2 separate regions of the Mus musculus genome follow, and region 1 is linked to region 2. The links are chromatin loops, found by intact Hi-C in ENCODE. Cell type or tissue: left cerebral cortex. All regions are shown on one strand. Links, peaks and the distances in the headings refer to the core of each region. The heading gives the core; the rest is flanking DNA. Region 1 holds the start of Htr2c (5-hydroxytryptamine (serotonin) receptor 2C). Region 2 has its middle 52 kb from the start of Amot.

The links. Hi-C counts contacts between places; a loop is a spot of excess contacts. Peaks named below come from ENCODE experiments on the same cell type or tissue, not always from the same donor. Only the 100,000 strongest peaks of a DNase experiment are listed, where the experiment ranks them.
Region 1: it touches region 2 in a loop (5-fold over the local background); 2 of 42 quality-filtered maps call a loop at or near these places.

The regions. Positions count from the first base shown.
Region 1 is chrX:146,955,254-146,966,238 of GRCm38, reverse strand. Htr2c (5-hydroxytryptamine (serotonin) receptor 2C) reads right to left here and starts at 3,726. Exons shown (of 6, transcript NM_008312.4): 1 at 3,165-3,726. In left cerebral cortex, for the core only: CTCF peaks have their summits at 6,134 and 7,422; DNase peaks (open chromatin) are centred at 3,675, 5,420, 5,901, 6,064 and 3 more places; H3K4me3 peaks cover 1,253 bases.
Region 2 is chrX:145,534,323-145,545,307 of GRCm38, reverse strand. No RefSeq gene overlaps it. Among named protein-coding and RNA genes, the nearest start is that of Amot, 52 kb to the right of the region's middle. In left cerebral cortex, for the core only: a CTCF peak has its summit at 4,818; no DNase peak of the experiment used is centred there.

The DNA of each region.
Region 1 (10,985 bases), core at 2,100-10,099, 1.4 Mb before region 2:
GATTCACTTAGGTTTCCGACCATTATTGAAGTTTGGGTATTTATTAGCCAAATTAAGAAATATTTCTTAATAGTTAATTCCAAGCAATACGGAGAATACTGCAAAACTGAGAATTTCAAGGCTTATTTTTTGGAGAGAAAAATCTACTGTCTTCTGTAAGTCACAGTGGGTGTCAGTGCTAATATTTCTTAAATCCTTAGTTGATTCGTGGCACACTGTCACAGGAATCTAGATTAAAATTAGCGGGGGCATTTTTGCAATGGTGAAGATTGAACCTAATGCATTGCACATGCTAAGCAAGGGCTCTATTGCAGCCCAGGTCTTTCCGTTTTTATTTTAGTTGCTGGAGAAATAGGTATGTTCTTCTCAGGTAGCCTTGTAAGTACAAAGAAGTCCTTTGTGTTTCCTTGCCTTGCTCTCTGAGAGTGTCTTTGGAAAAGGGGGAGGAAATTGGATGGTGCCAATAACATTTGACAAACTATTCTACTCATAATGATGCTATGAAGATATTATGACATAATGTATATAAGCAATGCTTTTGAACCCTGCTTGGCATCCAGGGGGTTCTCAAAAATATCAGTTATCACTCTCTTCTTTTTCCTGTGAATTCATACTGCACCAAAGCCTGTCCTATTATTACCTGAAAACATCATCGCTGTTATCCATAACAACTCTACATGGCAGGGGGAAAAAAACCTCCACCACCACCACCACCAAAAAACCAAATGGCAACAGAGAAAGGGTTAACAGCCCTCCCTCCATTTTGCAGATAGAAAAAGCCCTGTCCTTATTGGCTAAACACCACCAAATCCTACCTTGACATTGCAATCTCAAGCCTTATTCACCTTCTGACATTCAGGACTTGAGTTGGGCTTGCTTCTGTAGATGATAGGTGCTATTGGGAGAGAAATTATGTGCACATTGCAAATATTTTTTTCACATTCCCAAAGGATCAGAAAAACAAGTTTAGTGAATGAAAAACATAATTAAATATCCTGTGATTTACCTGCTATAAGGCAGGGTTGGGTGTTATACATGACTCCCTGATTCCCCAATAGAAAAGTGCTAAAAATTATATTTCTTTTGAAGGCCAGTGTGTGTGTGTGTGTGTGTGTGTGTGTGTGTGTGTGTGTGGTGTGCTTGTGTGTGTGTGTGTGTGCATTGTGTGTGCCTATGTGTGTGTGGGGTATGTGTGTGTGTGTGTGTGGTGTGTGCTTATGTGTGTGCATTGTGTGTGTCTGTCTGTGTGTGGTGTATGTGTGTGTGTGTGGTGTGTGTGCTTGTGTGTGTGTGCATTGTGTGTGCCTGTGTGTGCATTGTGTGTGTCTGTGTGTGTGTGGTGTATGTGTGTGTGGTGTGTGTGCTTGTGTCTGTGTGCATTGTGTGTGTCTGTGTGTGTGTGGTGTATGTGTGTGTGGTGTGTGTGCTTGTGTCTGTGTGCATTGTGTGTGCCTGTGTGTGCATTGTGTATGCATGTGTGTGTGTGTGTGTGTGTGTGTGTGTGTGTGACAGAGATGCTGAAAAAGAAGTGAAGAAATAATTTTCTGTGGGTCACGTTAATTGCTCTTTCTCATTCTCTTTACATGCGTACACAACTCCAGGTGACAATTTATGCGTACTGAATTAATGATTTGTTTGTCAGAGTGTATGATTTTATATACATATATATGCATATATGTATTTATATATGTATCTATGAATGCATATTATAAATATAAACTTTTTTAAAATATAAACTTCTTAATTAAAACATTTATAAGTCTGCTTTGATCTCACATTTTTTTCCCCACTCTTTTATGTGAGGTCAGGATCTGCAACAAACTGGGAGCGCAGAGATTACTCACTGCGCAACATTTTCTCTGCCCCCCCCCATCCCATCTCTGCAACATTGTAGTTCAATCCCACTCCCCCCAATGGACATTTTTTCTTGCTTAGACTATCTACAAGGTATATGGTAAGGGGCATATCATTAAGGGCATCACCTAAGGTTTCCTTGGATGGGGCTTAAACAGGTAAATATTAATGAAGAACCTGTCAAGCACTAGCAGTGATTCTGAACTAAAGTAAATGTCCTTTAACTGCTGAATGTCGCCTGCTGTGTTTGTTGGAGGGGTGCCTGTCAATTAAAATAAGAGGTCTCAAGACCACAATGTGAAGTGTCTTAGTTATCTAGTACCATCTAACAGGAAGCAAGACGCAAAGGGCTCGGCGCAGAAAAGAAACAGACACACAGACATGTTTTGCAATGACGAACTTTATGTCGCACCAGGAACCAGCAACCTGTTCATGTTTAGCAATTCCGCGGTATGCTGTAAACACTGCTTTTCAGGTTAAGCTGAGCAAAGGAACGGGATAAAAGGCAGTCTTGGAGACTTTTCCACAGTCCTTTTAAAAATATAAAATTGTCACCAAATGACTTCAGTAAGCTAATAAAAGGGCTCGCTGAATACCCTTATACTATCCTCTTAAACTTACGTGACCATCAGCAACGCTGTTCAAATTCAGCCAGCAGCTGTTAGACCAAGACAGATCCGCAGTGTGTTATCTCCCAGAGTTACGAGTGTGTTCCCTGAGACCCGCCGAAAATGAGGGTCGGTTTCACCGAGAACATAATAGAGATCATTTGCAATCCCCCCAGCCCCGCTCCCATTACTTCAAACCCTGAGCCCCCTCCCACTTGGTCCGAGTCCGATTTCTTAATAAGGTGAACAGTTTGCACCCCCCTACTGGATTTCACCCTCCTCAGCCCAACCCCTCAACCTGAGACCCCCGCGTTCAGTTTTACTCCTCCTCCTTCCCACCCTTCCCTGTCCCCCTCCCCCTCCCATTACTTCTAGAGACCCCACCCCAGTCTTACTCTCACAGCTTTCCCTGAGAGCGAGGGTCTCTACATCCTTGCCTCCCTCTAGCGCCTACATCTCCAACCTGTCCTCCAACCTTCTCCAGAATCGGGTTGCATTAGAGATACCTGCGTTCTTGTCTCCTTCCAGAGACCCCCACCACCCCGCGATTTGAGCGCTCTGAGTCGCTCCCCGCCACCCTCCCGAACCAGCGCGGTCCTCCAGGCTGCAACCATCCGGGACCTGTCCATGCTCCCCTACCCCATCCTCCGCCCAAATCATTAAGGTCTCAGCTAGCAATGCCGCCCGGGGGCTCCAACTTACCACTAGCGTCCGGGAGGAAGACCAGGCAGGTCGCCGCGGCGGCAGCTAGACGAGAAACGGACTCGGCTGCAATCGCCCAGCGGAGCCCGCGGCAGTCAGTGCGCTGCTCTGAGCTGCGCGCCGCAACCTCGCTTCTCAGAAGACGGAAAGAAGGATGGAGGGAGCTCGGCGCGAAGGATAGCGCCGGCAAGTCGACCTCCTGTGGGCAACCTGCGCCCCCCGGAAAGGTTTGGCTGGAATTGTTTTACTACCCTACTCTAGCATAGTAACTGACACCTCCAGCATCTCCGCGCCAATCGCTTCTTCTTTCTTCTTTGAAGGCCCCTAACTAACTACACTATTCTAAGCGGACGAAGACCACCACCGGAGCACCACGACGATCTCCACGACGCCGACGACAATCGATGTGCAGAACGAAGAAAAGTTCATATGTAATAGGAAGGTAAGGGATAGACAGGCCAAAGGAGCAACCAAGATTAACAATCTTGCTGCTCCAAGGGCTCAATCATTAAGCCTGGTGCACCCAAGGAAGCTTCCTTGGTGAGAACCAGAGCACCTACCCAGAGCTGGTGAGGCTGCACCAGGCTCTTAGGCAAAACCAGGGATGAGGGGAGGAGTCACGAGGAGCGAAGAAGAGCCAATCAGTGCTCAGGGTTACACTGCTCAGGGCCTGTTTGGACCAGAATCCTAGTGCGTCTGGAATCTGCTGGCAGGGGACCCTGAGCTGTGGCGTAGGTGGGGAAGTGATTAATTTGATTCATAAGCCATAGGGACTCGGGGAAACTGAGGTCATCCATGGCACCAGACAGGAGATGGGGAAATTCTCAAGAATCGACCCTCAAAGATATAACTTTAAACACATACTGCAGAGACAGACAGACAGACAGACAGACAGAGACAGAGACAGAGAGACAGAGGCACTCAGAGAGACAGATGCAGAAATAGAGAGACACAGAGGAGAGACAGACAAGTAGAGAGACAGATATACGCAGATAAAGATAGAAATACAGACGGGGGGGGGGGTTTAGTTCCAGAAACAGACTTTCAAAATCTTATAAATTTTACTGGTTCATAAACTCCTTCAGAGGGTCTCCATTCTGACTGTCATTCTTCCCTTCATCAGGAACTACTGACTCTGACAGGATCAACCATTAAAGGCCACAAATCAGTTTGATGGCTGGCTTCCTTACTCTCACCCCTACTCTTAAATTCAAAAAGAGAAAGGAAACCCCTTGGCTTTCAAGGCCTAAGAAAGCATTTTTTTTAATTCCTTTTTGATGACACCCCCGCACACTCTGCTAAAAGCGTAGAGATAAGCCTTGAAGGTAGCTCACTCGGTTTTCTCTGGGAGCTGAAAATATCTCCAACAGAAATTAGGAGGCACAGTTAGTTGCCTAGCCTCTTTAAGGGCTATCAAGGCATAAACACAAAAGTAAGGTCAGGGAAGAAATAAAATCTCCCTTTCGACAACTGCCTGTACACTCAGCTGTAACTGGGCAAGCTGACCTCTTCACCATTAACTCTCAAGTACCAGTGAGCAGGTGCCTGCTGTGTCCAGGATGCAGCACAGAGGTTGGTCCTGGCCACCTGGCCAAGATACCTGAGTAACATGAAAAACAAGCCTAGGAGTGGAGATACATCCACAGAGAAAGATAGACCAGATTTCTATTCAGAGAGAGAGTCTAGGGGTGTTTGTGTGTGCGTGTGTGCGTGCGCGTGTGCGTGTGCGTGTGCGTGTGTGTGTGTGTGTGTGTGTGTGTGTGTGTGTGTGTGTGTGCGCGTGTGCTGTGTTAGCAACAGGGACAGCTACTTGGAGAGGTAAAGACTGTTTCCCCACTGCTGGGAGGTAGCTGGATCAGCGTAAGAGACTGGTACAGCTACTTGGGTCCTGAGGACAGAACAGTGATTATATAAAAGAGGTGGCAAAGGGTCGGTGTAGGGGCTTGAAGGTGCAAATCCGAAAACTGCAGAAAGGATGGCTGCAACTGTGGGACTATTGACCCCAAGAGGTATAGAAGTTTAGAATGGAGATAGAGTTGGGATAAATGAGAAGTTAGATCTCTTCTTTATTCTGGGTCCCCAGGTGCCAAATATTTTTCTGAGGTTTGTAATGGGAGCACTAACTGTATTGAAAGAAAGCCACCCAAGGATCGGGAGTCTCTCAGTCTTTAATGAATTCAAATACTTTGCAAGGCTTTGAAATTTAATTCGGCAATGAACCATCAGGACCACCACCCTCCCCTGCTCAAGGAAAAACCCCATTGCAGTTTGCTTGAAGCATCTGTTGAATGCTCCTGTATGGTGCTTGCTACACAGGTGGCGGCGACAGCGCTGCCAAGTCCGCGGACTGCACCACACTTGCATCTGTAGGATCGATTTGTTAGCGAAAAGTATTTTATAAATATCAAAGCGAAAACGTATGCTTTCTCTTTAAATAATTAAGCACTCATCTTTTAAAACTCTGCATTTTTTTATGCTTGCGAATATGGAATACTTTCATACTTTCTTTTCTATCGCGACTTCTGTTGACTATGTCAGAGGTTGAGACGTTTGTATTACTTCAAAATTGTACATATAAATCCCTATAACAAATTCACCATAGAATAGCTCACTGAGGGATTTGAAAAATATACCTTCACCCAAAACCTGGTCTCTTTCCCTAGTTCCTGAGGAAACCTGCTTAGAGAAATTGACCACAGCAAACCGGCAATTATGAGGACGAGGGTAACGAGATGGATAGCTATTCTTTTTATTCCACATTTCTCTCTTTAGTCTACTCTTTCCATCCTGAGGGAAAACAAAAGTTTTGACAAGAGATAAGTAAACCCTTGGTTGGGCAGAAAGTTCGCAATAAGGGCAGTGAGTTGGAATGCTCTCAGGCTAAGGATTTTGAGTAGCCGCAGGCAAGCTTGCCTTTGAGCGGCGCTCTAGCCTCGGCAGGGAGCCGGTGATGCTGAGCTAGAGCAGGATGCAGCCGGATTTAGAGAGTTGGTTTCGGCCAGGAGCAGTATTGGTGTCTTGTGGCATTATCCCCACCAGTCTCTAGACAGGTAGATGCTTAGCTGAGAGTTGGTGATCTGAAGAGCTTTGGTGATTGGGAAACCATGGCCAGGGAGAATAAATACATCGCGGGGAAACATTTAGGACACACTTTAAATTTGGGGAAGTAAATTCTATAGAAGCTTTTTCAGGTGTGCTCAGTTGTAGAGGTTTTTCTAGCACCTAAGGTGTGCAGGGAATTAGCCTGGGTTTCATGGTATTCCCAACATTTCTTCAAGTCTACTAAAGTTGTCTTTGGGGAAAAGAAGAGTAATTTATATCACTTCTTCCAGCGTGATGCAAATGCTTCCTGATCGTGGAAACAGGAAACGTCCCCAATACTCTCACTGCTGTTCTCTCCCCCCCCCCAGGGGATTTCTCCCCTCCGTTATGCTTATCTTTCCAAAACTATTGATTTAGAAATTCATGAAGAATGTTAAGAAATTTGTTATTAAGTAGGAATAAGTCCTTCATCATATGAGATTTTGAGAACTTTATAAATTCCAGCCACTGACTTGACAAGATTACTTGTCATTTGAGTAGCCGCAGGCAAGCCTTTGAGCAGTGCTCTAGTCTCGGCAGGGAGCCGACCAGAGAGCCCTGTGTTGCAAACACATCCCACAAGACCCTAAGACAGATTTAAAAATGAGTATCCCAATTCTAGCAAAATACTCCAAGGAAGATAGTTACACAGATCCAAAGTTTGAAAACCACATTTACTGGAACAGTGACCCCCCCCCCACAACCCTTGTTTACAGGAGGATAAAGATGCAAGGTGTTTTGATAACCCTTCAATCTACATGTATTTTATGCTTTGAAGCAAATTTTGAGAGCTAGAGGCTTTTAAAAATTCTGTAATTATATCAAATAGTATTTTTGGTATTATACACACACACACACACACACACACACACACACACACACACATATATATATACTTAAGCAAAAAAAGAAAAAAGAAAAAAAGAAAAAAAAAGGCCAGCTTCAGATTCATGGTATCCTATTACTATACTGAGTATTATGGAATGTCTAATGACAATCTTTTATAGTATTATTATAACTCTTATGTTTCCTCATTAGTAGTCCCTGAGTGATAAACTATAAATATACCATATACAGTTTATTATATACATGAAGTCTTGAAATTTGGTTACGATTCTTCTTCTTTTGTAATGAAAAAGGTGGCAGAATTCTATTGCTATGTAGGAAGGCAGGGGGCAGTCTCTGCTCATGCCATTTGGACAGATCCAAAGTTTAAAAGAAAAGAAATAGTCAACAGTCAACAGTCAACAGTTCTGTGACACATTCACCAAATGGAGATGAAAATCTAAAAAGCCTTTTGAGTAGAGTATGAAGTCCCTATTACATATTTTTCTCCATTTCTCAGACAAAAACAAGTGTCCTAATTAAAAATCTATGCTGCTTCTTCTTCTTTCTTTCTTTTTTTTTTCAGGAAATCATATGGAATGAATTTAACCTTATCTTGTATTCTTCTAGTAATCAAATACCTAATAATATTTTATTTTATTTTATTTTATTTTATTTTATTTTATTTCATTCTAGAGACTGGGCTTCAATATTGTTTTACAACAAGAGATGCTCTTGGACTTCTGATCCCATTGCCTCAATATATATATTTTAAAACAACAAATTATGCTTGTGAGTTTGAAGGTTAAAATCTAGCAACTTTAAGGACAAAAAGCTAGAAACAATTTTGATGTGATTTTCTAGAGAAATATGCAATGTCTTAGAGCACAACCATGGTATGATGTATGCATTTTATATTATGAGAATGAAGGGAATCATAATCCCTTAAAATGAGAAAGATAGCAATTAGCATCTTTTATTTAAATTAAGCTAAGGTTATAAATCAAGGTGTTAGTGATTTTTCTCTCTCAAGCCTTCCTTTTGACGACTAGCTACTTGTACTGGCTGTACATCCTCTTTTGACTCTTTCAGAATAGCTTGCTATCTAATCTCCGGTCCTACATTAATTGGGTATTTTATCTTGCAGCCAATGGTTGAAGAGTTATCTAGAGTAATGAATTTCAGTTTTTGATCTATCACTAATATCATTACATTATTGCAAATAAAGTAGTCTTTCCTTGTTCCCTTCCTTCCCCTCTCTTTCCCTCCCTCTCCCTCCCTCTCTTTCCCTTCTTCGTTCATTCCAGTCTTTTCCTTTTCTCCTCTCAATCCTACCACTTCCTCTCCCAATCTTAAAAACTAGCATGTAACCATATACTTTTATTTTTCTAATTTTTCCCAAATATATCCTAGTACTTGGTGTAAAGGATAAAACAACAGTGATAATTGCTAATTACTGGCACCAGAAGTTAGTATTGAAAGGTACAACTGCTAGAAACTGAACTTCACAATAACCTGAATACTAAAAAGCTCAACGTGCTTTGCCAAATTGACCCATGACACGAGAAGGTTATATAGGTTTGAACTGACCAGGATGAAAGTGAGTAGAGATGAATGTGAAATGCTCCATGGTTTTGAGCTTCTCTGTACCAATGTAGGTTCCAGAATCTGAAAACATGTTTTTAAAAATAGACTTTGGAATGGAGAACAATCTGCTGGTGTGATATGGATGCAAAGAAGCTTAACTTAATCCTTACTTTTGCACTTTTTGTGTTAATCATCAGGGTACAACTGAGTTTTGTTTGGTGTTTCCAGAGACATTATGAAGGACATCAGAAGATCGGAGTTCATCCAGTAGAAGGTTTAACCCAGTGAAGTCCTGAGATAAGTCATATGAGGACTAGGTAGAGTCTTATATCCTCTGGGTGTCATGATTCTCTATAGGCAGTTGACTAGATATTTGGAGGATTTTCTTGCCAGCCAGCAATGTATTTGTTTTGTAAGGTAACTATTCATTTTATTTACAGCATACCCTTTAGTGTGTAACACAATACTTAATCCATAACTAACATTTAAGAGCATAAAACTGGAAATGTCCATATCCTGGCTCAATCGGAGTGTCCCCCCCCCCCATCAGAATTGACTGAGGTTTAATGAACTTTTGCAAGATGAAGTACTTTGTTTAATATCAACATGTCCTACCCTAACATGGCTAATATCTTAGGGAATGTGTTAGAATATAGAGTTAAATATGAGGAAAAAAACACACACATAGCCAATGAGTAGAGTTTTGTGCTGTTTTGGATCCTAAATTTTGTAATATCCATAAATGATATCTCAGCCTAATTTTAAAGGATTACAAATAAAAGGTTTTCAGTAAAATAAAGATAAAAAATTCTGCATTGTATGTTGGCCATAGATTGTATGTTGGCACTAAAAATGAAAACGGAAAAGCCTCTTCTATCTAATTCCTGGAGCACTGTTATTGAGCATGATACTGACTTCCATGGAAAATGAGTTCTTGGAAGCTTGCTATCATGGAAGAAAGACTATTTTTTAAAAAAGATTTTTATTTACTTATTATGTACATAGCATTCTGCCTGAATGTATGCCCGCAGCCCAGAAGAGAGCACCAGACCTCAATTTAGATGGTTACGAGCCACCATGCAGTTGCCGGGAATTAAACTCAGGTTAAGTGCTCTTAACCTCAGAGCCATCTCTCCAGTTCCAGAAGAAAAAAAAAAAAAAAGACTATTATGTTGAGATACCATCATTTTTTTACAAGACTAGAATGCTCTAAAAATAATTAAATCTAAAAATATAGATTATTATTAAAAGTCATAAATGGAATATAACTGGAAAATTTGATAAATACAAAATGAATATTAGCTTTAAACCAGTGGTTCTCAAACTGTGGGTTGTGAGTTCTTTAGGTCGACTCTTTCACAGAAGTCACCTAAGGCCATCAGAAAACACAAATATTTATATTATGGTTCTAATGGTAGCCAAATAAAGCTATGAAGTCACCATGAAGAGAATTTTATGTTTTGGGGTCACCACAACATGAAGAACTGTACTGAAACATTACAGCATTAGGAAGGTTAAGAAACTTCAAAATCCAAACCCCAGTTAATTTTTGGTGAAACTGTGTGATGTTTGTCAGTGAGTTTAATATTTTTCAGTATCTTTGTCTAAGACTCTTAAATGTGCACAAAGATGTGCTCCAATGGTATGAATTGAAATAGAGAATAAACTGAAGCAGAACCTGAATTTGCTTCCCAGTCCATCATTTTGTGTGACTTTACAAATTGGCAAAGCATTTAGACTAACCACAAAGAAACATTTGAACCAAGTTCTAGTTATACTATTGTTTTCTGTCAGAAGTGCTGCAATTCACCAAAATGTGATAAATTGGCATAAAGAATAAGCTACAAAATATGGTGAGGTCAAGTTTTAAAAGTACGGTTGTCTTTCTAAATGTCTTTTGTTAACTTGATTCTATTCTCTCATTAGAACAAATCTCCATTGTTATTATTCTTTGGGGCTGGGAAGATGTCTCAATAGGAAAGAACATTACTCCATAGGTATGCGGACTCTAGCTTGGATATTTGCAACTACGTAAAAAGGTGGATATGCTGGCATGTATGTCTGTAAGTTCAGCTCTGTGACTGGCAGGAACAGAAGGAACTTTGGGACTTTTTGACCATCCCCTTAAGTTCGGATTTAATGAATGATCCTGTCTCAAAAGAATGGTGGAGAATGAAAGAGAAAGACCACATGATGCATTTCTTTGGCCTCTACAAATGCACTTTCATACAAGTGTGCAAAAACCATAAACAGTACACCACACTACACTAAGAATTAAATTAATAGCAAACTTACTATTCTTTATTCATTAAATGTTACAAGATCTTT
Region 2 (10,985 bases), core at 1,045-9,044:
TGAATTCCATGGCTACCAGAGATACTATGGAGCTGGGCTTGCACAACCAGGAAAACCTATATCAGTGATATCATCAAAGTCCCTCAAAGCCAGCTCATCTTTTCTGGAATGTAGGAATTTTCTCCAGTAGTCGGATTACTGAAACCTATCATTTTCTGGGTCATTTGGTCTTCATAGTCACCATCGTTTCTGAACAAACATCTAAGCTTACTGATTTTAGAATGTCAAGGCTTTTGCTCCTGATCTTCCCCAAAAGATTTTACAAATGTCTCTGTTTCTATGCCCATAGTGCCTCCGTGGAAGACTGTCTCTAATTCTCCAATGTCCTCTATGAATGGTAATAGGTACTGTAAGAAAAGTGGATCCAATGTCACAAAGTCTAGGATTTCATTACTCTGCCAGGGATCTGCTTACAGAATTAATACAAGTCCTTTGTAACAGGCTGAAATGACTTACATGAAAGATGGCGAGGCCATTTTAGGTAACAGTATGGTTGTTTCTTGTCCCTAATGTCTACAAATCAGTTTCCATTGCCTCTGTAATCAAGAAGGTAGATATATTTCTTTATGTACTTTATTTTATCCAAAAGATCTTCAAACGTTTTTGGTTTCCCAGACTACTTTGTGTGTGTGTGTGTGTGTGTGTGTGTGTGTGTGTGTGTGTGTTGGATAGAATGCTCCTAAACAAACAAAACAGTTTTATGTTCAGACACAGCATAAATCCAGAAAAGCCGTGAAAACAGTAGTCAGTGTCATGGAAACAGCCTATGGGTGCTATACTAGTGCCAAGTAATCTAAAGGCAGCATGCCATTAATAAAGGTTTCCAAAGTAGAGAGGCCTCCATGTAGATGGTTTTCTCCTGCTAATTAAACAGCTACTCCAGTAGCAGGAAGTAAACTGCGGGTCCCTCAGACACTTAAAGGATTCCTCATACTCCAGCGCTTGAACATCAGCTCTATGAATACCTAAAATAGGACTAAGTGAAAATTGGATAACATTTGCTTGACATTGTCACTGGCCTTTCTCTAATGTCAAAGATGGATTTGCATAATTATGCTGAAAGCCAGGAAAATGTACCCAGCAGGAAGCTTTCTGGCTGGTGTGAGGTTTTAGTTCTACTCCAGCTGTGACTCTCAAGATGAAGAAAATCTCCTTTCAGAAAAAATGAACAGAGTTCACACTTTCTAAGGCAGTGTACTAACTGCTTAAGGACAATTTGCTTTGCATACTGATTTCCCAGGCCTAATTAAGATAGGCCTGATAAGCAACGGATTGACTGAACAACCTTGTGCTCAGTATGAAAAGGGCTTCAGAGAGGACAGAGTCCAAGCACTGTTACCTCATAAACCTCTTTCTGATTACAATTCTTTCAAGCTGGCCAGATGCCTGATGGAAGCAAACTTCTAAAGACTGCCACTGTAACAGGTGTGGGGCTAGGGTGCAATCTTGTCTTTCAAGGTCACTGCAGTCATAAAATGTCTCTTTTGCTGAAGACACTAAGGCCTCTCTAAAGGGCTCCAATCTGCATGCATTCCACGGGACCTAACTCAGGCTATTCCATACAGGCTTTCTGATTTCCCATTCTGCTATCACATAGGAGTTGAAATCATTACTTCTCTTTGGGCTGAAATACCCTCCCTCCCTCCCTTCCTCCCTCCTTCCCTCCCTCCCTCCCTCCCTTACTTCCTTTCTTCCTTCCTCCCTTTCTCCCTCCCTCCCCCATCCTCCCTCTCTCCTCACTTCCCTCCCTCCTTCCCTTCCTTCCTTTCCTCCTTCCTCCCTTCTTTTCTTTTTACATATATTTGTAAATAAGTTTGTCTTACTATTATTTAAAATAACATGCAAATATTTGGGCTATGTTATCAAGACAAAGAATGCAAACAGGAAGATTCACAACTTTCTGGAATGATTCCCCAAGTGAGAGATCACTCATTTGTATTGCAGCCTACTCACACACTGCCGAAGGCAGTAAACTCTCCCCCACTTAAGAAATGTTGCCTTTAGAAAACCAGTACAATCCGTTTCCCCAAGCGGGGTTTTCACTGAGACCTAACAATATACTGTACACCGAGCTTTGGGAAATTGCCAAGATTTATATGTTTTTGTTCCCTTGTTCACTGATTTTAAAAGATTTCTTTTGTTGTTTTGCTGCATTTTGATTTATCGGTGATGGAAGTCTCATTATGTTGCTTAGACTGATCTTCAGCTCAACAGATCTTCCACCTCAATCTTCCACTACTCATTAGGATCAAATGGTGGTTTTCTGTCAAGCTTTACTGTCTCTGCAACACTATGAAGCTGAACCTGCGTGTGGATTGCTCTGACACTGTTATTCTGTCTCACAATAAGAGAAATTTTAACACACGTCAGATGCCTCAGAGAATACCTTTCAGCTTAATTCTAGTTCGAACCAAAGGTTTCAATTTGTGCAATTTGCTAAATGGCAATTTGCCTCGGAATAATCTCATAAACACGGAACAGACCGACTGGCTGATTTGGAATCTCTGACCTTTTAAAGGGCAAATGTCTAGCTTCTGAAGCAAAAGGCAGTCACAGAAACAAAAGCCATATCCATTTTAAAGAGATTATTATGGTTATTAACACACTGCGATTGTGAAGCACTTACCGTTCATAGAGTTTTTATACATTCATTATCTCATTTGACAATCACAGCAATCCAGTAGGACAGATGTTCATTAACAGAAGCAATTGTCAGATGCAGAATTCCAGGCGTAGCAATGTTAACTGGTTTATCCAAGCCTGTACTGTCAGTTGATGTGCATAAAAATCAGTTCTTTTTTTTTTTCTCATTAAACAAAATAAAAGGGAATGGAGAATATCTAAAGAATTCACAATGCAGCCCTCTGTCACCCTGATCTTTACATTGACTGGTCTTTACAGTTCAATGTTTGGGAAGAAGCAGAGGCACAGGTTGCTTAGGGAACTTGGGATGGTGGGGGTATGAGAGGTCATGCTCAACCATGAGCTCACATTGACGTCATGATCTGTGGCATAATCGATGTGCAATGTGACATAAGACCACAAAACACAGTGAGTAACTTGCTTCAATTCTGTCACTATTTTCTGATCAATTTGAAAAACCTGAATCAGCCCAGGCAGGGAGGCTTCGTGACACATGTGTGCAGCTGAGACAGTTGCACCCAGTAGCTGGCACCAAGTAGGCTGAGCTTAACAGAAGATGGAGTCTGACAGCAGAAAATGATGCAGAACAACAACAAAGAAAGAAAACATGCCCCTCAAGCAAGTCTGGGCGTGATTATATATTCCACCTCTTCTATTTGTCAACAGTCAGCTCTTCCCAGCACTGTTAAAGAATAGTCTCCTACTGAAGAATAGCTGTGAGACATCCGAAAGCTGCAGTGTTCTGCAGTACCTGTGAGAAATGCTTCCCAGGATCTAAATCAGCCATGCTTTCCAGTCTCTGTGTAGTCTAAGGACAAATACCAATTAGCAAGAACACAAGGCTCCTTTCTGATCCCCTTCCTGCTGAACTGATTTAAAGAGGGGAAAAGAAGAGAAAATGATGTTTCACAGCAGAATCCAAGTCTCAAGTCTTAAAAGGCAAGGGATGAGAAGTTTGAAGCACTTTTTAGCCGAAAAAAAAAATGAATTCTCTACATATATTTTTAAGGTAACTGGATACTGTGTATTGCAAAGGCTACTTCTATGGGGAGAAACAGTCATTCAGCAAATCTTTCTCTTGAAAAACAGCTGCTACAGCTGCTAAGTGAAATGTGTTTATGTGAAAAGCTGTATCCATTGCCGATGCGCAGGTCTAATTTTCCGGGTTTGAAATGGAAAAACAACTTTACATAATGCAATGCTTATTAGCATCTGAATATGGACCTAATTGTGTCCTTTTGACTCTAAGAGGCAATTGGGAATGTATTCTATGTAAGTGGATTAAGGAATGTGTCACATGTACAATTATAACAGAAATCTTTCATTTTGAAAACTGCAACCTTATCCCATTGTCTCTAAGCAGAACAATAGCCGCCTGTGCCTTTTCCTTAGATCTGTTTAGACCAATATGTGAACAGCAGTGTAAACATGTATCCTGCTGCATCAGATTATAGCAGAGTGGCTCAGTGTCTTGTGGTACTCTGTAATATTGTGTATACTCAGGGCTCCTCCAAGCCAAAAGAATAGTCAAAAAATTAAAATAAAAACAAAAGTCAAATGGTTGTTTGGCACACCAAATACTCACTAAGATAACCCCAGGGTTTATTTTGTGTTGGATCCAGTTTCCTTTTGAACTGAACAAACCCATTCAGGAAGTGCCATAACTTGAATGTTCCAGAAATTTCTCAGAAATCTTTTTGATGATTTCTCTAAGACCCAATTTAAAAAAAAATGTTTCCACACAACAATGAAAGTTTCTTTGTCATAGTAACTTAGAGGATACCTATCTCAGTTAAAAAAAACACATTACAGACCAATGGAATTTTAGTTTGCCTTATGATTATAGACACCAATTTTTAAAATATGGAGCTCATTTGTGTATGTGACTATTCACCCTGTTCAAGTAAAAATTCTCTTGAATAAACAGGTTTTATTTTGTTGTCTTTCACCAAATACTAGTTTGGCTAATTGTATTTATTGGGTTGGATTTTATCCAGAATGACTACTCAAACTATCATGTCATGGGACATGTATATGTACATGTCAACATGCCTATGTATATATGTGCATGCATGCACATTCACAGACATATATATGAATTTCAACATATCCTTCTTATGCAAACTTTATGTTACATGCAGCTAGCTTTCAATATATTTGCCCTATGTTATACTGACATCTATGGACCCCGCAGGAGAAATTCAGTTTTTTAGAACAATATTCTGGCTACTTAGAAACAATGTAAAAATGTGAATAAGGGTCTTTGGATCTCTTGTGTGTGTGAGCCATGGCTGATCTTTAGCAATAAATAAATAAACAGATAGATAGATAGATAGATAGATAGATAGATAGATAGATAGATAAGTATGAAGCTCATTTCATTGCCTAAAATCAAAAGTAAAAAAGAAAGGCAAGTGAGCAACATTCTTGGGCAAAGAATCATGGGATTTTTAGCACAGTGTGTTTCTTATTGGAGTCTGCCAGCAGATACAGTTTTAGTATTCCATAGAAACTATCTAATATTGTAATTGCCCTGTGATTACTGTATTAAACACTAAGGATACAATAAGGAATAAATTTTACCCTGAACTCAACTGCAAAGGACTCACAGTCAAGTGTAGGAAATAGAAATAAAATATGTAGTGAATAATAAAGTATATTAAGTTCCATGGTAAGGTGTTTTTGACAAGATACTTTAAAAGTTATAACAAATCACAAGAGTTCAGAGTCTTCAGACAGTAAACTTTATTTTATTCATTCAAGTCATTGTTCAGAGTAGCCAAGAGTTAATCAGGGGATCCTATATTCAAACCAGTCATTCAAATTCCTTCTACATTAGAATGCCATTGCCTTCAACACATACAGTCTAAAATCATTATATAGAGGAACCACACCTATTATCTCCCTCAAACAAGAAGAAATACATTACTTCTGCTCAAATAACTGCAGAAAACAACTAGTCATATAGATGCACTTTCTGAAAGCAACATGAAGATATGTAGCTTAGCTATGACTTGGTGAGCAATTATTAATAACTAGATGCAACAAATGATCACTAGGTAACTTGTCTATAGATGCAAAACAAATGTTAAAACTCTAAGGTTTCACTTATTTCTTGACTATTGATAAATAGGTATGACCAAGTTGATTTTTTAAAATCTAGTTGAGCAGAGATAACTAGGATAATTAGGGTGACCCAAAATATTAAAATATTCATTCTTTTGCAATCCTTTCTCATGTTGGAATGACAAACTAGCAAGTTCTTTTTCAGTCTCAGTACCCGAGACAAACTAGTTTAAAGGAGAAAGGATTTATTTTGGCTCATGGTTTCAGAGGTCTCAGTCTATATTATTGGCTAACTAAATTGGTTCTTAGTCAAAGTAAAGCATAACATTGTGGTATAAAGATGGAGAAGAACATTTTCTCAACTAACAGTGACCTAGATAAATAGAATAACATAAGAAGGAAGCCAGGACGAGGAATATATAGGTCAAGCCCTCAGGGAATTGCATCTTTTGATTAGGCCTAACTCTACATACTTTAACCTCCAAATGACATTATCAAATTTTCAACTAACCATCAATGTCATTAGAATATTCAGTATTCAGTCATACTCACATTTATCCCACCTCTGAGTTCTTGTGCATTAGTTTACAAATTCTCAACACTTAAGTCTTATGGAGGGCCCATGCAGACAACAAATGAGTACTATAAAAAGCTGGACATAAAAAAAAATCATGTAGTTAACAAAGAGCTAGCTAATAACAGATTGTAGACAAAATTAAAACAAAAGAGTGCACATCATGGATCGCAGTCATGTATTCCTCCAAATACTAAGGAGGTATTTATTTATTTATTTATTTATTTATTTATTTATTTATTTTACTTACTATGGTTATGATGATTAGTATTAATTGTGATTTCAAAAACTAGGAGTGAATCCCATGGGCACACCTATGAAGAATGATCGTTAGTCAGTGACGTTAGACACTGAGAATGTGAAAGGTTGCCTTGGCTGTATTACTTGATGTCAGTACATCTGTCTTAACTGTGGGACGGATCCCAGATTATATGTAATGGAAAGAATGTGTGGAGCACTAGTATGCATTCAGTTCATTGTTTCCTGTTCCTGATAATGGATGTAATGTGACTAGGCACTTCAAGCTCCTGTCATTATGATTTCCCTGACATGATTTACTGAAACCTGGAACTGTGAGCTCAATAAACTCTTGTCTCCCTTAAATTGTTTTTATCAAAGTATTTAACACCGCAACATGAAAAAACAGTGGGTAACTAACTATACATAATTACTCATGGATAGAGAGCTGACTAGTCATAGCTATACTAGCTAGAGAGACGTTAAAATCTATTTTTAGAATTCCATATTCTCAAGTTATCATATCATTCATCTCCTTATTGTTATACTATGTCTCCTATTAGAAAGTTTCACTGATTTATCAAAAACTTCACCAGTTTTTCTTCCTTATTACCCTGGTATTGAAGCTATCTCACCAGATTGTTTCCAAAATGTCTATCCCACTTTCACTCGGAGTCTAAATTAATACCCACTGGTAGTGGACCATAACAAGACAGACCTATTGTCCTGCTTATACAAAAGGAGGAAAAGTTGTTGGAACTCAAAATCAAACTGAAGCAAGTAGAAATCCAGGAAATGACATTGAAAGTATCCAGTTAAATGGTGGTAGGTAGGTATTGCAAACATGTTTGAAATTGGTCAAAACCTAAATCAAGACTTCATGGAGATAAATTGCAAAATTATTCATGTAAATAGTAGTTTAAGATATATCTGAATGACGTCATGATGAGTTATGGTATCTACCTTAGCTATTGTTTTATTTTCTGTTATAAATGTTCATATTTTCAAAGAAGAATCATCTTCTTGCTAAGATTGGACAAATGCTAATTCCAGAACTATCAGTGTAGTTAGAGAAATGAAGTTCCATTTTTAGAAGAACCTGAGTAAGAAAAATATACTTATAACATGTAAGATAGATAGACCTTCACTGTAAGCATAAACAGAATCACTCGATTTGAAAATATGAAGCACAGTTTCCAAAGAAATACAAGGACATCATCAAATGCATGATCCATGAACTTGTGTTATAATATACTTTTCAGAAGGAAAGTATCTAGGTTCTGATATTTATTTTTATATCATTCATGGGTTTGTCATCAACTATAAATATTATTCTGGAATATCGTCTGCCCTAGTGGTTCCCAACATTCCCAATGCTGCGAACCCTTAATATAGTTTCTCACTTGTGGTGACCCCAACAATAAGATTAGTTTCATTGCTTCTGCATAACTGTAATTTTGGTACTGTTACAAATCATAATTTCAATGTTTTTGGAAATAGAACTTTGCCACAATTTGAGAACCACTATTTTAAAAATCTTTGTCAACAAATATCTACAATGGATGTTGTGATTGAGAGACACAAAGGTGAAGAACATTAATTGTAAAGTAAACTATTCTTGATCAGTACTTAATGTGTGTCAATGGAAAATGGATAATGAATATGTTATGCAATGGCAGATCTAGAAATGTAGTCATTGCTCAAAAACTATAGAAATATGAGTGGGTAAAGTATCATGGATACTTCCTAATCTAGGAGATGAGTCACAAATTTGAGGGTTAATAGTTGTTGTGGTTTGAATGAAAATGACCACCATGGGCTTGTAGGGAGTGGTACTATTAGGAGGTATGCCCTTGCTGAAGGAAATGTGTCATTGGATGTTGACTTTGAGATTTCAAAAGCTCAAGAAGGCCCACCCTATTGCTCACTCTCTCTCCCTGCTGCCTGCTGATCCAGATGTAGAAAGCTTCACTCCTTCTCCAGCACCATGTCTACTTGCATGCCACCATACTTCCCACCATGATGAAAATAGACTAAACGTCTGAATCCTGTAAGCCAATCTGAATTGATTTTTTTTCCCTTGTAAATGTTTCTAGGGTCATGGTGTCTCTTCACAGTAATAGAAGCTGTAAGACAAAAGTCAAGGAAAACTAGAGAGAAAAACATGCTACTAACACTGCATATTTATAGCAGTTATTTAGAAAGAATCCAACTTCAAGGATGGCAATCTAGTCCCCAATTTCTGTGATCAAATCCAGAATTAGGAAAATTCATATACAAAACAATGTTGAGCATGTCAAATTATGTAATGCATATCAAGTCCTTAATATTATGAACATGTATGAAATATTCTGCCAATCATTATATTATCATCATTACAACACAGTGTATTATTGAGTACTTTATTATGTTCTATGGAAAGAATCCTATTTAGATAGATATGGACACTTTATTTTAAATAATTTTCACTTTTTAAAAATACACTTCTATGATGATGTGACCATTGCTAATTCACAAAGGAAATTTAAGCATCCTTACCATCTGCTTCCAAGGCTTGTCACTTTGCCATCTTATAATAAGCTCCATTTTTACTGTTAGTAATAGCCTATGGAACCGAGGAAGACAAGGTAATATTTGGTATATTTTTGTGAGTATGGTGTGACTCTGTGTAGATAAAATCTGAATTATTTGCAAAATGGAAAATCTGATGGTCAAAAGGTTGAATGGGTATTTTTAGAGCTCTTCATTGAATTGACATTGCCCCCAAATCTGGACAGAATGTGATGTTCTATTCAATGAACTGAAAATATTTTTAAAAATTGTATTATTGTCCAAGTACATTCAAAATACCATGTTGTTCTCATCTTTTCAAATGAAATACAATTTTTATAAATGAGTGGGAAGCTACAGTGATATTATAAAGCATAAAGTATCCGACTTAGTGTGGAAGACTACTAACCTCTGAGCATGACAATGTCATTGATCACTTCTCGGCCACAATGAAGACCTGCAGATGTGCACCATATTAGACCCACTAAAAAGACCATTGTGCAACTGGGGAGGCTTATGGAGAACCACCTCTCATCAAGGATATAGAAGTAGATACTGGTTATTTTAGAATAACTTTTTCTTTTTTTTCCATTTTTTATTAGGTATTTAGCTCATTTACATTTCCAATGCTATACCAAAAGTCCCCCATACCCACCCACCCCCACTCCCCTACCCACCCACTCCCCCTATTTGGCCCTGGCGTTTCCCTGTACTGGGGCATATAAAGTTTGCCTGTCCAATGGGCCTCTCTTTCCAGTGATGGCCGACTAGGCCATCTTTTGATACATATGCAGTTAGAGTGAAGAGCTCTGGGGTACTGGTTAGTTCATAATGTCGTTCCACCTATAGGGTTGCAGATCCCTTTAGCTCCTTGGGTACTTTCTCTAGCCCCTCCATTGGGAGCCCTGTGATCCATCCATTAGCTGACTGTGAGCATCCACTTCTGTGTTTGCTAGGCCCCAGCATAGTCTCACAAGAGACAGCTACATCTGGGTCCTTTCGATAAAATCTTGCTAGTGTATGCAATGGTGTCAGCGTTTGGATGCTGATTATGGGGTGGATCCCTGGATAGGGCAGTCTCTACATGGTCCATCCTTTTCTTTAGTGGGATATCTGATCACCCATAAGTTGTTGTGTATAGAACTCTGAATCCATCCTCTTGTTAGTAACTCCCGTTGAACACATTGATTAACTTATCTATACTTGCATGTAATAATTTCTTTGGTATGTTGAAGGTGCCATATCAAAGATGAATAGATGTGCTTTTTTCACATCTACCCAAGAATAATAGTTCACACAGCAACTAGTGTCATCATTGTGTCTATTCAGTCTTCTTTCAGACAAAAAAAGGGAGAAAACTATATTTCCAGTTTTCTCTTTACTTCCCTTCCAAATTTATATAAATCTGTACAGATTTCAGACATTAAGGAAAGATGAAAGAAAGTCTAGAGAGTCCTGGACAATATGTGTTACTCATCAATGCTGGACAGAGATAACACTGAAACCTCAGTGAGTTATGGCACAATGGGACAGGATTGAGAAACAGAAAGGGAAAGGTTGGTTTCCTGAGTAGTCTTGAGATTTTCAAATTATTGATTTGGAGTTAAGTTAAACCGATTTGTGAAATGTCATTATAGTAAGTTGGGGATGGATCTCCATAGATACGGTGCTTGCACAGAGCCCTGGGCTCAATCCCCAGTGTCAAATAAAATCAGGCATAGTGGTACAAACCTAAAAACTGCAGCCTTCTGGAGGTATCTCTTAACATGCCCCCACCCACACACACAAACATATCAAAGCTCAGGGAGGACCACAGAAGAGAGGAGGTAGAAAGAATACAGGAGCTGGACGATGAAGAACAATTTCATGAAATACTACACTTCGGACCCAGCATCGCCATCACAGTCTTAGCTAC